Linked DNA regions of Mus musculus: region 2 is linked to region 1. The links are chromatin loops, found by intact Hi-C in ENCODE. Cell type or tissue: gastrocnemius. All regions are shown on one strand.

What was found. Hi-C counts contacts between places; a loop is a spot of excess contacts. Peaks named below come from ENCODE experiments on the same cell type or tissue, not always from the same donor. Only the 100,000 strongest peaks of a DNase experiment are listed, where the experiment ranks them.
Region 2: a loop joins it to region 1, with 2.3 times the contacts of the local background. A loop is called at or near these places in 1 of 42 quality-filtered maps.

Annotation. Positions count from the first base shown.
Region 1 is chr13:49,376,829-49,384,828 of GRCm38, reverse strand. Bicd2 (BICD cargo adaptor 2) reads right to left here. Exons shown (of 7, transcript NM_001039179.2): 4 at 6,478-6,939; 5 at 4,796-5,821; 6 at 4,107-4,258; 7 at 1-1,786. The coding sequence ends at 1,477. Among named protein-coding and RNA genes, the nearest start is that of Bicd2, 39 kb to the right of the region's middle. In gastrocnemius, no CTCF peak of the experiment used is centred here; DNase peaks (open chromatin) are centred at 1,631 and 3,397; H3K4me3 peaks cover 616 bases; H3K27ac peaks cover 2,074 bases.
Region 2 is chr13:49,278,212-49,286,211 of GRCm38, reverse strand. It overlaps Fgd3 (FYVE, RhoGEF and PH domain containing 3), which reads left to right. Exons shown (of 18, transcript NM_015759.2): 6 at 362-518; 7 at 4,257-4,395; 8 at 4,937-4,995; 9 at 6,014-6,160; 10 at 7,606-7,698. Among named protein-coding and RNA genes, the nearest start is that of E030007A22Rik, 24 kb to the right of the region's middle. In gastrocnemius, no CTCF peak of the experiment used is centred here; no DNase peak of the experiment used is centred here; H3K27ac peaks cover 398 bases.

The sequences.
Region 1 (8,000 bases):
TCCAAGTGTCCACAAAGCCCCATACAGTGTAAGAGAAGCTGCGTTCTGGCCCAAAGAGAAAGAAAGGCAGAAGGTTGGGTGGGCATGCGGGCAGCCATTCCCAGGATGGACATGCAAGGGACACGTGTGGCCTGTTCTGCCCCCAGTGTACGACCATGTGCTGCCAAGAATCTGAGCAGACTGGGGTACCCCAGGATCCAGGGGAGAGAAAGAGAAAGCTGTTTGAGAGACTACAGGGCCATATTGGATAGTAATTGTTCCACATCATGAAAGATGCCTTTCCACAGGGAGAGACAGCCAAGCAGCTATTATGGGAGATGGAGTCTCAAGACTAGATGCCCCATGGGGACAGGGAGAGAAATACTGAGCAGAGTCCTGTTTTACAACTCACTAAAGCACACACCTGATCTGATGCCACAGCTCCGCACTGACAGAGCATCTGGAAAAGGAGAGCCCTCGGAGGCCTTTCTTCCTTCTGTAGTATCCACAAACTGCACCGAGAACCACACAACTCTTACCTGCCAGTTTTGAGCACAGCTCCGGGCCCACAAAAAGTCCCCTAGCACACAGCTGGGCTCTACTGTGCCGTGCAGTTTGGTAGAGCACTAGTAGTTCTCAAAACACTGCTTCTTTGGGTCTGACAACTTCTAGGAAAAGACCCAAGCACAAGCTGCAGATCTCAAAGGACCAAATAATAGGCTCTGAACCAAGGACCAAGGTCTGACCAGGCACTTGGAACACTCTCGTCAAGAAAGAAAACCTAGGACCTCAGGCCCTGCTAATTTGTCACCTTTCAGGACACAGCAGCATGCGGATCTTTGAGATGGAGCAGCTGCGCTGTCTGCCTGGGCTATGGTTATCGTGTCTGAGGTGTGGGGGCTCACTGCAGAACACAGGCTGCAACCAGAGATGGTCCATTCCCTCTGGGACTGCCATCCTGGATGTGGTTAGCAGTGAGATGCTGCACAAACTACAAGGAAACTCTTCATGAAACTATGCCAGCCACAGCGAGCTAACCTAGGCTAGTCCTATGATGCAGGCTAGAGCCTCACAAAACTGCTTTCAAGTGCTGATATTAGACACATGCGAGCAACATGCAAGTTTCAACTCAGGTTCTGCCCCTGTGAGTGTCCAGGGAAGAACTCACCCTTGGGTTCCCTAACAGTGCCTGGAGGCCCTGGAAAACTTTCACTCCGCTGTCTTCCACAAAGGTGTGCAGCTTCACCCCTACTTTTGATACCAGCATCCCAAAGGACAGCAACTGACATGGTATATCCTGGGGGCGGGGCTGTGGCATGAAAAGCAGCACAAAGCTCAAAGTGTCCTGGTTACAGATGTACCCCAACGCTGCCACTTGCCTAGAGTGCCGCCCTCTGTGCGTTAGTCACGTTAGGAGCGGCCTAGCACTGCTGTCCCGCTGCTGCAGCTGGGTTAGTTGAGGTGAAGCGGACGTTAGGTGTGCGGCGCCCCACAGCCCTAATCACAGTAAATGCTGTGCTTCTCGCTGCAGAACACCTGGTTGGCCAGCCCGGCGCCCTCCGCCCTCTCGCTGGCGCAGGCGCAGGTGTGACTTACGCTCGGTGAGGCTGGCTTGGCCTTGGAGGCGGCCTTGCTGCGGCCCCTGCGGGTCTGTTCATGGTCCAGCTCCAGCAGCTCCAGCCGCTGGGTGAGCGCCAGCTTCTGCTGGATGGCCATGCGCAACAGAGAGTTAAGGGTCTTCTTCTCGTCCTCGGCAGCTGCCAGCTGCCGCTGCATCTCATCCAGCTGTGTGATGTATTCGTCACACCTGTGGAGACAAAGCACAGCTGAGAGGCTGAGAGGGAGAGCAGGCCCGGGTGCCCACTGCACTCCAAGGCATCTCTCCTGGAGCCTGAGCTGGGGCCAGAGCTGGTGAAGCTTGTTCTGGTTCCTGGTGCAAAGGCTCCTTTGGAATAAGGCCATGGCCAGGACGAGAGAGGCAGTGCTCAAACAGAACAGCAAGGTTACCTTCAACTCAGTGGTACTGCATTTGTTTCTTTGCAGGGAGAGAGGGCAGAAGGCTTGGGGAGTGCTGGCTACTTTCTATGTTAGCCTGACATAGAGACTATAGTCATTTGGGAAGAGGGTACCTCAATTGAGAAAATACCTCTGCCAGATTGGTCTTTGGGTAAGCCAGTGATACATTCTCTTAATTAGTGATGTGGGAAGGCCCAGCTCACCATGGTGGGGCCATGCCTGGGTCCTGGGTGTTGTTAGAAAGCAGGCTGAGCAAGCCACGAGGAGCATGCAAGTAAGCAGCACCCCTCCATGGCCTCTGCACCGGCTCCTGCCCTAACTTCCCTAGCTGATTAACTAGAAGCTATCAGGTAAAATACACTCCCCAAGTAGTTTTGGGCCATGGTATTTCATTACAGCAACCCTAAGACATGGGGGTATTTGTTTGCAGGCTTGAAGTGGTTCTGATAAGCAAGGCTTGGCGCTCATCCATTTGACTTTCTTCCAGTAAGCTCTCTCCCACTTTAAGAACAAAAAGGTATCTCAGATACTGGGACATCACTAGCTCCCAGGATCTGGGTGTAAACTGAGAGAGGACTGAGCTTGATCCTACTGCAAACCGTAGCTGGTGGTTAGTAAGCCTTTGCTGAGTGACAATCAGAGCACCCAAGCCTCCACCTGCTGTGATGCAGCATGCCCCACCCCCATCGAGTGGAGGGAGAGAGCCTGGCCAAGGTTCCCTGGGTGACACCGGCACACCTGCCTAGTTTGGGTCTGGTGGAATCTTAAGACACTGGGCAAGTGTCTCTAGAGGTGGTGGTGGACACATGGGCTCTAAGCACTGCCCTTCTGCTACCCATGGCTCTGCTTTACCCACACCCTGCTGGTGCCTAAGAGCTCCCCTCAGAGACTACATACTGTCTTCCTCATATGTTTGAAATCCCGGATTCACCAGAAAAGTCAGGTCTTTATAAACAGAACAAACTTCAAAGGTTATGATTTGTACAAGATGCTGAGGAATTACAAGAATTCTTTCCTAATCCCACCAAGGGGGTAGGGTGGGGTAGGGTTTGGGGTGGGAGTGGGGGTGGGCTGCAGAGGGAAGAAGAGTTCCATGAGTTCTAGGCCAGCCTGATCCACATAGCAAGTTCCTGGGCTACATAGTGAGACCTGTCTCAAAAAAATGTTTTTCTTCCCCTAAGATCTGGTAGGAAATGTCCAGAGAAATGCTGGACTCTTCTGCTTGTGCCTGCCTTGGCAGGACCTACCTGCAGGGATGCTAAGAGACTGGGGCTGGAGGGAGGGAAACAGGTCCTGGCCCATCCTGTCTCAGCTTCTTCACACTTTACAGGAAACAGCCAGCTGACCCAGTTTCGGTGCTCAGCCTTGCCATCCCCACACTGTCATTCCAACACTGAGCAGCAGGTGGCACCACCTGTCTTTGGAGGGTGATAGGCAGGGGCCTTGTTTTCCACCCTTTAAGACTGCTCTTTCCCAGGCCACAGGAAGAACCCCCAGGGGAGAGGAAGGAAACTGCATAACCCCAGGCCTAAAGCTCGCTTGCCCATCCCTGACAGGAAGGCTGGGAATGGATGGCAAACTGGCTGCGTTGGAGCCCTGACTACACTACAGGAGAGGAATAACAAACTAGTCTGGGCCGCATCTGTCACCACTGGTAACTAGACCTCAAAACTGTACTCCCCATCCCCTGAGCTCACTCCCTTAGCCCTTTGCTTCTAGGACTCCTATGCTCAAAGCACAGGAAATGGAGCATCCAGGGTCATGAAGAGGGAAATGGGAACAGGGAAATGGATGCACACCTCTGCTGAATGTCTACCAAAATGGCACTGCCTACAAGAGGCACGGGAGGCTGGGGAGCAGCCACCTGAGGGCCCTGGGACCGCATAAACTTTCCTCCTCCTCAGTCGAGAAGGGCAGCCCCACACACATGCTGGGACTGGGCTGTAGTCTCCAAACCTTGAGCTGTGTTGGGGGCCTGGCAGGGCTACTACAGTGCTGAACCAACAGGCCTGTGGGACTCTGGAATGAGGCTGGAGGCTGTGGGTAAGGCTAACAGGTAGCTCCAGGGAAGAGAGGCTGCAGAAGGGAGAGTATCACAGTGTAGCAGGTACCTGGTGGCAAACATGGCACGCAGGGAGGAGAAGGTGGCTGCGTCTTCCTTGAGGGCCTTGAGCTCGTTCCGTAGCTTCATCATGGTCTCGGTCACCATGGCCTTCTCGTTCTCATACTTGCTCTTCAGGTTGGCCAGGGCCACCTCAGCTGTCTGGGGGACAGAGAAGTAGAAAGTGGGGTGGTGAAGGGTGTAAGGCCCTGTGTTCAAGGTGGAAACCCTGGGCCCAAGGTGGAACTGCTGACCATGAAAAATTCTCTGAAAAAAATTTTTTCTCATGCAGCTGTCGGGACAAAATGCTAGCCATGCTCCTGGCATGCCAGTTTGCCTCAGTAAGTCCTAGCTTCAACCCTGATTAGCAAGGAAGAATGATGCACCATAGACTCTGTCCTGGAGAACCCACAGGGCACTCAGACCACTGCTCTCTGTTACCACAGCGTGAGCAACTGTAAGGTGGACAGAAGCAGCAGTACTTAATGACTGAAAAGCTCTGGCTAAAGCACCCTCTAATCCCCACACTCACTCCATCCCCTGGCTGGAAGCCCTGAGGAAGGAGACAGCAGCAACAAGGTGATGGCACAGGCCTAGGGGCTGTGGCAGCAGTGGGCAGTGATCCCTCCCAACAGCAGGCTCTGGAGGCAGCGCCCCCCAGCAGGCTCTGGTGGCAGCGCCCCCTCCCACTCCTCTCACCTGCTTGTTGGCCTTGAGCACGGTGCGCAGTGTGGTGATCTGCTCCCGCTTGGTACTCAGCAGGGACTTCAGCTTGAGGATCTCCTCCATGAGTGCTTCCTTGTCCTTGTCCACAGCAGGGCCCAGCTCCTGCGAGGCAATCCGCTGCCGGGACAGCTCGGTCGTACGGTCCACGGCTGCCTGCAGGTGCTTGATCTGGTCTCGGATGATGGCGATCAGGTTGTAGATGTTCATAGGTTCCCGGCGGGGGTCACTCAGAGGTGACGGCAGTGAAGAACTGGGTGAAGGACTGTTGTCCCCAGTCCCACCATCTGCTCGGCCCACCTCTGTGGCCAACAGCCCCTTGGGCAAGAGGACAGGTGACCGGCGCCCGCGGCCCTCTGGGCTGGTGCGGCCAGCCTTGCCCTGGCCCTCACGATAATAGTCGAGCATGACACGGTTGGGCGTCTCGTTGTTGCACATGCACACATGGTGGTAGAGGTTGGCCAGCTCCTCGCTGAAGGTCACCAGCTCATCCTGAGCCACATTCAGGCTGCCCTGGGTCTCACCAGCCACATCGCTCACCTTCTTCAGCTCCTTTTCCAGATGGGCCAGCAGCTCTCGGTCCTGGTGGCTAGCCTTCTCCAGCAGAGAGATCTTCTCAGTGAGTGCCTGGCCCTCAGCCTCATACCGGCCCTTTTCTTCTGCGTGCTGGGCTTCGCGAGCTTCGTGTGTGCTGCGCAACGCCTTGAGCTGCTCCCGGAGCTCGCCAGCCTCAGCCACAGCCACGTGGTACTTGCAGGCCAGGATCTCAGGCCCATTGATGTCCACCTCATAGTAGTCACCGTCTTCGTGGCTGTCACGGTCCTTCTCATTATCCAACGAGGTCTGTCGCTCCTTGCCAGCCTGCAGGCGCCGGAGGGCACTAAGGTTCTCTGTGAGACGATTCACCTTCTCATGCTGCTCAGAGAGGGTTCCCCGAGCCTGCTCCAGCTGCTTCTGTGTGTCCTGCAGTGTTGCCAGCAGGCCCACCTTCTCCCGCTCCATCTGCAAAGGTAGTTATAGCAGGAAAACAGGTCAACAAGGCTTAGAAGACTCTAGGATGACCAAACAACATCTCATGCTGAGCCAGATGGGCCAAGGGCTATGTAAATTCCCTGCCCATGCCACTTGTTGACAGCAGACTGGACAGAATTCACCACAGCGACCATGACTATCACCAACAATAGTGCTCATCCATAAGAGGTCACTAAACATGTGCTGGGGTGGAGCTGGGTTTCATTTGTGGAACTCTGGGTCCAGGGCATGCTGGCAGGGTCCCTAAGTGTCCCAGCTCTCCGCCACTTCCCTTTCTCATGTTGTGGAGAACACTCATTTATAGATCAACAGTAAACTTTCAGATATGACGATGTATGGCCCTGCAAAGACTCTAGCTGTGGTCTGTAGGTAGGAGTTACACGAGGGACAGGTCACCTCACCCATACATGATTTGGGTAGCAAAGGGAGCAGCATGGGTACCAAGGTACTAAACCTTACACAGTAATCAGGAACCTACTCCTCTGGGACACTACTCTTTACCAGTAAGAATTTCATGTATGGTATGAGGAAGTTAAAGGCAGCTACATGTCACAAAAGCACAGCTTACAGTGTTGCAAAAGGCACGGGGAGAGGGAGGGATGGGGCATGAGGCTCTGCGCGCTCACCTGCACCAGCTGCTGTTTCAGCTTCTGGATCTCAGATATGTGGAGCTCACTGAGCAGGTCAGAGACGAGGCTGGGGGAGGGTGGAGCTAGGCCATCCTTCCTGGGTGTGGATGTCTTGTTGTCCAAGGATGATTTGACCAAGCCACTGTGCTCAAAGCCATTGACCAGGGCTTCGGCGTCATTGTTGGGCTCTGCGGTGACAGTATCATCACTGAACTTGAGGCCATCTAAGGAGACCTGCAGGTGGCTGGTATAGAAGGAATCGTTGATGCTCATGTAGTGCGACAACTCCTTGCGCAGGTTGTTCTTCTGCTCCCGCTCTGTCTTCAGTGTCTCCAGCGCCTCCTCCAACTGCCGTTCAGAGATCTCCTTAAGCCGGATGGCATCCTCTAGCTGGCTGTTGAGGTACTCTGTCTCCTCCTCCAGGCGCTTGATTTCATGCTTGAGGCCCTCAAACTCCACCTAGGGAAGAATGCAAGCACTCCCACGTCAGGGCAGTACAGAGGCTCCACTCAGGTTGGTAAACAAGGACAATGTCAGGACACCACCTCCCCCCAGCACAAAGAGCAAGGACACACGAAATGAAATGCTACTCTGCAGAGGGCAGTGGCTGCAGCTAAGGCCACTTCCAGCATGGAGCAAGACAGGCGCTAGGAGGGGCCATCTAGAGCACTAGAAGTAATAGAAACTTCCAGCCCCACTGCCAGGACCAGTGTGCCTGGAGTGTGCACATGGAACCTGCAATGCCACGGCTAAGGACTCACCATGGAGGCTGCCAAATTCCTATTATGTTTCTGAGAATTAGCACCAGTAGGTACTGATTCTATAACAGTACTCAGGTAACATTAACCAAATCTCTCTTTATTAAATGTGTGTACATCTGCGTGTGTGCACGGTGGAGGCTCTCTCCTCCCACTTTATGTGTATGAGTCCTGGGAGCTGAGCTCAGGTCACAAGGCTTGCACTGTAATCACCTTTACCCACTGAGCCACTTCACCAACCATAACCAGGTATTTTAAGGCACATAAAATAGACTCTTTGCTGTGTGGTATGACCACTATTTTGAATTATATTTCCAAATGAGTAAACTGGACGTCCCCCCCAGGCTGAACACCTCAGCACTGAGTCCTCAGGATGCAGGCCTGGGAGAGCTAGACGGAGAGTGGGAAAGCCTAACTGGTCTTGTTAATGTGACATGATTTAGGAGTGGACAAAGAAAGAGTAAATGGAAGTTGATGCTTAATGTGTGGCTCAGGGTTTGTGGGCATATATGAAAACCTCTTACTGTAACAGTAAGAAAGTAATGAATGAATCTCTCTGGATTTGGGGTAGGGAAGAAAACCTGGTACACTATTGTAAGTGTGCCCACATTCCAGTGCCCTGAATGGGGCACAGGAACCTCCCATGGGGAATGACTCCACTCAGGGCGGGGTCTCCTTGAGGTTCAATTTTTCTTCTCCCCAGTGGCCCCTCATGCTTATGAGCTACAGGCTGGAGCTGTGAGCCCTGCTCCTGTGGTTATC
Region 2 (8,000 bases), 99 kb after region 1:
TCTTCACTCAGTTTACTCAGAAGTTTTCATCACTGGTCCTGCCAAGTCCTCTTCTCTCCCTGGCTTTGGTGGTAGTGTGTAGACCCACCATTTCTACTCTGTCACTTAGAATGACACTTCACTGACCATCTTTGATAACTGTGGCCTGCCGCTCAAGGACAGCACTATTGCTAAGTCCTTCTCTATGGGCACTGGTCCCCAGCCTGTGCTGTCAATGTGTTTAGAGACAGTGTATGTGGGGGTGGGGTGGGGGATGGGGGAACATTCAGAGAGAGTGACCAATGTGCTTAGCACCATAGGACAAGGCATCAGCACCATGCCACCTAGATTCCTCATCCAGTGACCGTGCTTCTCCACACAGGGATACAAACCCTCGCCTCGGAGACATCCTGCAGAAACTGGCTCCATTCCTGAAGATGTATGGCGAGTACGTCAAGAACTTTGACAGAGCGATGGGGCTGGTGAGCACTTGGACCCAGCGTTCTCCGCAGTTTAAGGATGTCATCCACACCATCCAGGTAGTATGGCATACACACTATTTTTTTTTTAACTTCAAAAAGTTTTTTTTTTTTTTTAAGCATAGTGTCTTAGTTTGGGTTTTATTGCTATGAAGAGACACCATGACCAAGACATCTCTTATAAAAGAAAACATTGAATTGGGGCTGGCTTACAGTTTCAGAGGTTTAGTCCATTATCATCAAGGCAGGAAGCATGGCAGCATACAGGCAGACATGGTGCTAGAGAAGAAGCATAGAGGTCTATATCTTGATCTGAAGGCAGCCAGAAGAGGACTGTCTCTCCCATACTGGGCAGATCTTGAGCATAGGAGGAGACCGCCAAACTCCACCCCCCACAGTGACATACTTCCTCTAACAAGGCTGTATACATCCTCCAATAAGGCCACACCTCTTAATAGTAGTATTTCCCAAAGACCAAGCATATTCAAACCACCACAGACAAAGTCTCAGGCAAGGCACATGCCTTTAATCTCTACACTCAGAAGACAGAGGCAATCAAATCTTTGTGAGTTTGAGGCCAGACCAGTCTATATAGCAAGTTCCAGACCGGACAGCACTACATAGTAAGACCATGTCCAAACAAAACAAAGAACAAAATCAAAAATCCCACCACCACTACAATAACAATAATACAAAGTCTCTAGATCTGGCTGGCTTTGGACTTCCTATGTAGCCAAGGATGACCTTGAACTCTCCAGTCTCCACCTCCTGTGAGCTAGGATTACAAAAGTGTGTACCTCCACACCCAGTTTACAGAGCGTTGGGCATTGCAAGCCTGCGTCAGCATACCTGGGGTTTTCTACATGGGCTCTGGGGTTGCGTTCAGTTCCTCATGCTTGAGCAGCTACACTGTCCCCCAGGCCAGCCCTCTGGAGACACTATGACACTGAACTCTCACATAAGCATGAGCCTCATCTGTGCTGTGGAGATCCATGGACAGCTCTCCCTCCAGAGAGCAGGGCAGTGTTCAGCCTGAGCACAGGCCACTGTTCCTGTCCACATAGAGCAGACCAGGTTCTTGGGTCCAGCAGGTCCTAGGGTGACAAGACACCTCTGGGGTTGGGATGACAGTTTCGTGCATTGGCTACCTCAGTACTACGCAGTCCCTGAACAGTGGGTGCCACCTGGGGATGGTTTCTACTAAACACACCTAAGGTTCTGCCCCTTGGCCTCAGCACAATTCAGACGTTCTCTGCCAAGACCTGATCAGTGTCTACTGACACTGCTATTGCTTCGGTACCTGGAGGGTCGAATCTGGGGCAGGTCTACGGTGCACAGGCTGACCCACAATAGAAAATTCTCCTCCATAAATGTCCACAGCTGAGAAGCCTAGACCTGGACAAAATGGGATCAAATGACCATCTCGTTTCCCTTGGTCTCTGGAGGGAAATGCCTTTGCTTAATCCAAAGCCTATTTTAAATTATAAGCCTTAAAGAAATTCAGACATTTACCAAGGATTTGTAAGGTGATCAACTTAAGGCTAGAGAAAGGAGCTGAGAGCCTGAGTTTGGATGTCTAACACAAGGTAACACAGGTATGGTGGCATGTGTCTGAACCCTAGTACGTGGGGCTGAGGGTAATCATGGAGACAGGTAGTTCTGGGCTGATGAGCAAGCCTAGATGAGATCTAGTTTCAGCCAGAGATACTCATGCACACAGCATACCCAGGAGTAACCACACAAAGAAAGCCTACAGACATCACATTCTGCCCCACTTACCTTTATCTCTAAGCACATACGATGGCCGTTGTCTTTGGAAACTCATCTGCAGACACTGCCGCCCTCATCACCAAGTGTGATGGAGAGTGTCTCCCACACGCCCACGTGGTGACTGAAATCAGGAACCCCACACGACTGTCACAGCACTGTCTCCTCACAGCCCCCACACTCACCAGCTATCCCGGTTGATGCACTTGAAATATTTCTTTGCCTTTTTTCTCTTTGTGGTTCATAAGCCAAACTAGGACACACACTGTTCTCATTATCAGGTCGAGTCCTTCCCTCGAGGACAGGCTCTGCCCTTGTCCTCTTGAGGGAATTGGCTACTGCCTCTTGGTTTTGGGATTATCTGTGGTTTATCCATGATTCAATTTAGGCTGTGCCTCCGTGTGAACTTCGCTGGAGCAAAATCTCCCCTCCTTGCCCCCCCCCCCTGCCTTTATTCTTAAGTTTCTAGCAGGGAGATGCTTTGAAGCCCTGGGAATAGCCAGGAAATAGCTTGCTTGAAATAATTTGTCTGTGTGATGTATGCCTGTGTACATAGGTGTGTGTATGCTCATATTTGCATATGTGCATATCGAGGTCAGATGTCAGTGTTGAGTGTCTTCTATCTCTTCCCATCTGATTTTTGAGGCAGAGTCTTTTGTTGTGACTCTGCTAGGCTAACTGGCCAATGATGTGTGATTATCTCTGCCTCCCCAGCACTGGAGTCTCAAATGAGCACATTACACTCAGACTTCTTTTAAATTTTATTTTATGTGTATGAGTGTTTTGTCTGCATGTATGTTTATGAACTGTGTGCATGTCTGGAGCTCCAGGGTGGTTAGAAGAGGATGTCAGAAACTCTGAAACTAGAGTTTCCTATGGTTGCTAGTCATGTAGTTGTTAGAATTAAGCTTTAAATGTTCTTAACCTTTGAGCCATCTTTCCAGCACCAATACTCAGATTTTTTTTTAACTTAAGTACAAACTTCATTAAAAAAAAAAAAGCCAGGGGTGGTAGTGCATGCCTTTAATCCAAGTACTTGGAAGGCAGAGGCAGGCTGATCTCTGTGAGTTCAAGGCCAGCTTGGTCTATGAATAGAGTCCAGGTTAGCCAGGGATCTGTTAAACAGAGAGACTCTGTCTCCAAAAACAAACAAACCAAAAAAACCAAAACAAAATGAAAACTCATTGTTTAGGGACTGAGAAGATTGCTGGTGGCTAGTGTTTCAGTGTAAGTACAAGGACTGGAGTCCAAATCCCTAGACCCTGTTGGACCCTAGACTGTTCTGGGTCTATCTCCAACAGAAGTTTTGTTCTGGGGCCTGAGGAAGGTGTGGGTGTCTGGGATCCTGAAGTTGCTAGGGGGCAGGGCAGTGGAGAGCAGGAGAAACAGTGGGCTCTCTCAGCTGTCAGCAGGCAGAAGAACCAGGCAGCATGGCAGAAAGACCAAGGTGAGCATAGAGGTAACATATTGCTAGCATTGTCTCAGATAGACTTGTGTGCAGGATGAAGGATGTGAACTGCTGCTGTCTGCAGCAAGAAGGTGCTGAAGTGTGGCAAGGGCCGGGGGAGCTGGAATCTGGAGGGAGGAGGGGTGGTGTAGAGAGCCAGGGACAGTGCAGGGGTAGGGTTGCAGCAGTCACCTGTTCTCTCTGTCATTCATCATGCAGGGACTCTGCAGAAGGACAGCCAGCAGCTTCTAGGCATGAGGACTGATACTGGGGAAGTTAGGCACAGTTAGCCTCCACCTGACAGAGAGGAGATAGGACCTGAAGGGACGAGATAGAATATGAGTCTTAATGACTCCCATGGGAGGAGGCAGTATCTTGACCTTGTTTTCTTCAACCCAAGCCTGCCCACCCAGAGATTTCCAGTTCCTCTATCATTAGGCACCTTTGAGCCTCCATTTCCCCAGCTGTAAGATGTGGTCTATGTCAATCATGTCTTGAAAACCAGGCAGCCTCCAGGGACTGTGGTGGCCAGTAGCAGGGGCAAGATCCTATGGTGACCCTATGTGTGCTCTCTGTCCACCCAGAAGCAGGAGGTGTGTGGGAACTTGACACTGCAGCATCACATGCTGGAGCCTGTGCAGAGGGTCCCCCGCTATGAGCTGCTGCTCAAGGACTACCTAAAGAGGCTCCCCAGGGATGCCCCAGACCGGAAGGATGCAGAGAGTAAGTAGAGGTAGCTGAAGGGCTGGGGAGAGGGGGTCTCTGGAGAAGACTGAGAACCCTGGGCTGAGACACACATGGGAAGGCAGAGGAGAGAGAGATAGAGACAGACAGAAACAGACAGAGATAGAGACAGAGACAGAGCGACTAATAACTAAGAAAGTGATTTAGTCTTTTCCTCTCACCTGGGAGAACCCTATCTGGGGAAGGCACTGCCAAACACTGGCTCCATCCAGACCTGAGGCCCAGCAATGGGCCTATTTTAGGAGTCATGACCAATGTAACTGGCCAGCAGCACAGGGCTGGGTACTGTGTAAGAGAGTTGGGGGTCTCACTTGGTGTTATCCCCAGCAGGCTCAGCAATGGTTCTGGGCCTTGTCCCTTCTTTGTGCCAGATCTCTGGAGCAGTCTGGGCACCCTGAGAAAGGCCAAGTGTAGGAGCAAGGTCTCCCACTGGAAGATGGCATCATCAATGTCAGCCTCTCCAGTGAGAACTTGCTACATTACCACGTTGCCCAGGGCTCACTCAGTTCTCCTCACGCAGGGTCCCTGGAGCTCATCTCCACAGCTGCTGACCACTCCAATGCTGCCATTAGGAAGATGGTGAGTTCAGATTGCTGCAGGGAAGCAAAGACTATGCAGGGAGAGGGAGGAGGTGGACCATATAAGCAAGTGCCTTCACCCCTGGTTCCAGGTGGGCCCCGTCAGTGAGCACATGTATACCAAGACATGCCAAGTGCATATCCCAGTACCCTCTAATAATAAGTACATGCTCAGCCTCTCTCTGTACAAACCAGGTAGGTTTATGCCCACATTCCCAATGCAAGCCAGATGCATGCTCCACCTCCCTGGGACATGCCATAATGACACCTGATTCCTCTATATACCTGCCAGTTCCTGCAAGGTCATAGGTTCTTCCCCACCCTCCAGGGTCCCATGCATCCTGTGCTGTTTGGTCCACTAGCATCTATGCATCCATACAAAGAAGGGCCAGCCTGACCTACCTACTTTTAGGTACACAAGTAGAAATCACAACTCAAAGAACTGGACACCTGAGGGCTAGCAGATTCAGCCCCAGCCAATGTTGCTATTGTCAAAGTCCCTACAGGCTCGGTTCTACGTTGATTAGTGTTGAATTCTAACCAAGAGTTAGAGCCACAAGCTGTTAACTTTATCCCCATTGTACCTTTGGCCATTAGGATTCCCCAACCAGGCTTGAGGAAAGTAACATGTAGATTAGCCCAGTCTGGGTCATAGGGACTCAACTGATTCCTGCATGCTTCAGTTTCCTTGTCTATAAATTGGGGATAGCCATGACATTTATTTCGCAGAGTATGTGTCAGAATTAAATAATTAAAATATGAATGGCGTAGAACAGCCTCTGGCACATAGCAGCAGAGGTTTGTGACTTATTAGTTTCTGAGTAATGAGCTTCTAGTTACCCTTTCATACCCAGCTCAAATGTCTCCCTGTGTTTTCCTCCCTTTTCACTGGAAGTTATTTCATTGTTACAGTGGACTCTGGGTGATGGTTGCAGAGCATGTCTTTGCTCACCTCTGGGTCCATGGCAGTTCCCTAGGTTTTGTGATCTTGCAGGTGCCTGATCTTGTGTCTCTTGCAGGAGAAAATGCACAAGCTCTTAGAGGTGTATGAGCAGCTGGGTGGGGAAGAGGACATCGTTAACCCAGCCAATGAGCTGATCAAGGAGGGCAGCATCCAGAAGTTATCAGCCAAGAATGGCACCACTCAGGACCGACACCTCTTCCTGGTGAGCCAGCCAGCCATGGCACAGAACTTCCTCATCTGCCTTCTCAGACCCTGGATAGAACTGGAAAGATTCAGAAGCACAAGGAGGAGGTTCTTCTGTAGCCTTCCAGATAGGTTTTTTGGGCTATCTCTTGCTAATGACACTGCACTGGTTTCTGCAAGCATCTAATATTTATGTTCCATATATCCAGCATTTCTATTCTTTTTTATCTACCTCGGTTGCAACTAGGGAGTATCCAGCAACCAAAATATAGAGAATTGTAGCCAAACATCAAGATCTCAACTGTCCCCAGAACCATGCTCTGGTTTAGAGGGAGAGAAAAGAAAGGAAGGAGTTATAGTGGGAGATCCATTCAAGTACCTTACATACAGGAAGAGACACAGTTTCTCTTTCTATAGCTACTTTTCCCCCTACCTCCTCCTTTTCTTCTCCTTCCTCCTCTTCTTCCTCTTCTTGGTTCTTCCCAAGGCCTTACATTTGCTAGGCAAATACCTGATCACTGAATTACACTCATAGGCCAGCCTCTATTCTTGAATAAGTAGCTATATCTTTGCAAGTTTCCTTTTTTTTTCACATTCACACACTCAGGATATGTTTATTATTTTTTATTTTTTATGTATATAAGTACAATGTAGCTGTCTTCAGACACATCATAAGGGGGCATCAGATCCCATTTCAGATAGTTGTGAGATGCCATGTGGTTGCTGGGAATTGAACTCAGGACCTGTGGAAGAGCAGTCAGAGTTCTAAACCACTGAGCCATCTCTCCAGCTCTGCAAGTTTCTATGACATACCTAGCCACAGTTTCTTGTCTGAATAATAGCACTACATATGGGGTTCATCTTGTGGAATGGAGCTTAAATCCAATCAGAAAGTGATTGGTCACTCCCATGACATTCATGCCTCTATTGTATAATCGGGTGTGTCTTGCTGGGCCAGTTGTTATTGTAACTTACAGGGTTCACATCTGGGTATGATGTATGCTTATGTCTCTCCTCTGGTTAAATGTATAGCATCTTTCAACACTATAGAAGCTATCCAGTGGGGTTGAAGCTTTTGGGTCAGTTCTGACTTGAATTCTCCATGTTCTATGACTAAATATGTGGTATTTGCAGCAGTAGCATCTTATCACCAAGCTCTGGAGGGTAACCAAGAACATTAGCAGTAGCCTGTACTATTTGGTGTTTATGGGATCTCAATGGCCAACAACTCCAAAAGACATAACCCTTTCCTGGAACTGGGATTTTGTTTGTTAGTCTCTGGTATCTAGTGGGACCATTGCTGTCCATGATAGGCTGGGAATATGCTTCTTGAGCATTGTGCTTAAAGGCGTGTGTGCATCTTTTAAAATTATATGTTTTACTTTATGACATTAAATAAAGTTTATATGGGTCCCTTGTGAGGGGCTCCCTGTGACACCACTCCCCATGACATCTTTCTTACAGTTCAACAATGTGATGCTCTACTGTGTACCCAAACTGAGGCTCATGGGCCAGAAGCTAAGTGTACGGGAAAAAATGGACATCTCTGATCTCCAGGTGAGTGGGTCCCTCTCTCCTCTTACGCCTTGGAAGGGGTACAATAAGGGATAACTTTGAAGGCCACCTCTGAGGCTCAGAGAATTCTGAGACAACATCTTGGTCCTGGTATACTAGCCTTGAGTGGGCAGTGTTCCCCATGGTCTTAGAGTATACTTTCTGCCAAGTCCCTGATGACCTCAGGTTGAAGAGAATAGGAGGCTAAGACTAAAGTTTACAGCCATGGGGGTCACATAGACACAAGGTAGGCTGTCACTTCGTGAGGACAGGACTTAAGACCCAGTTAAAGATCTAGAAGTGAA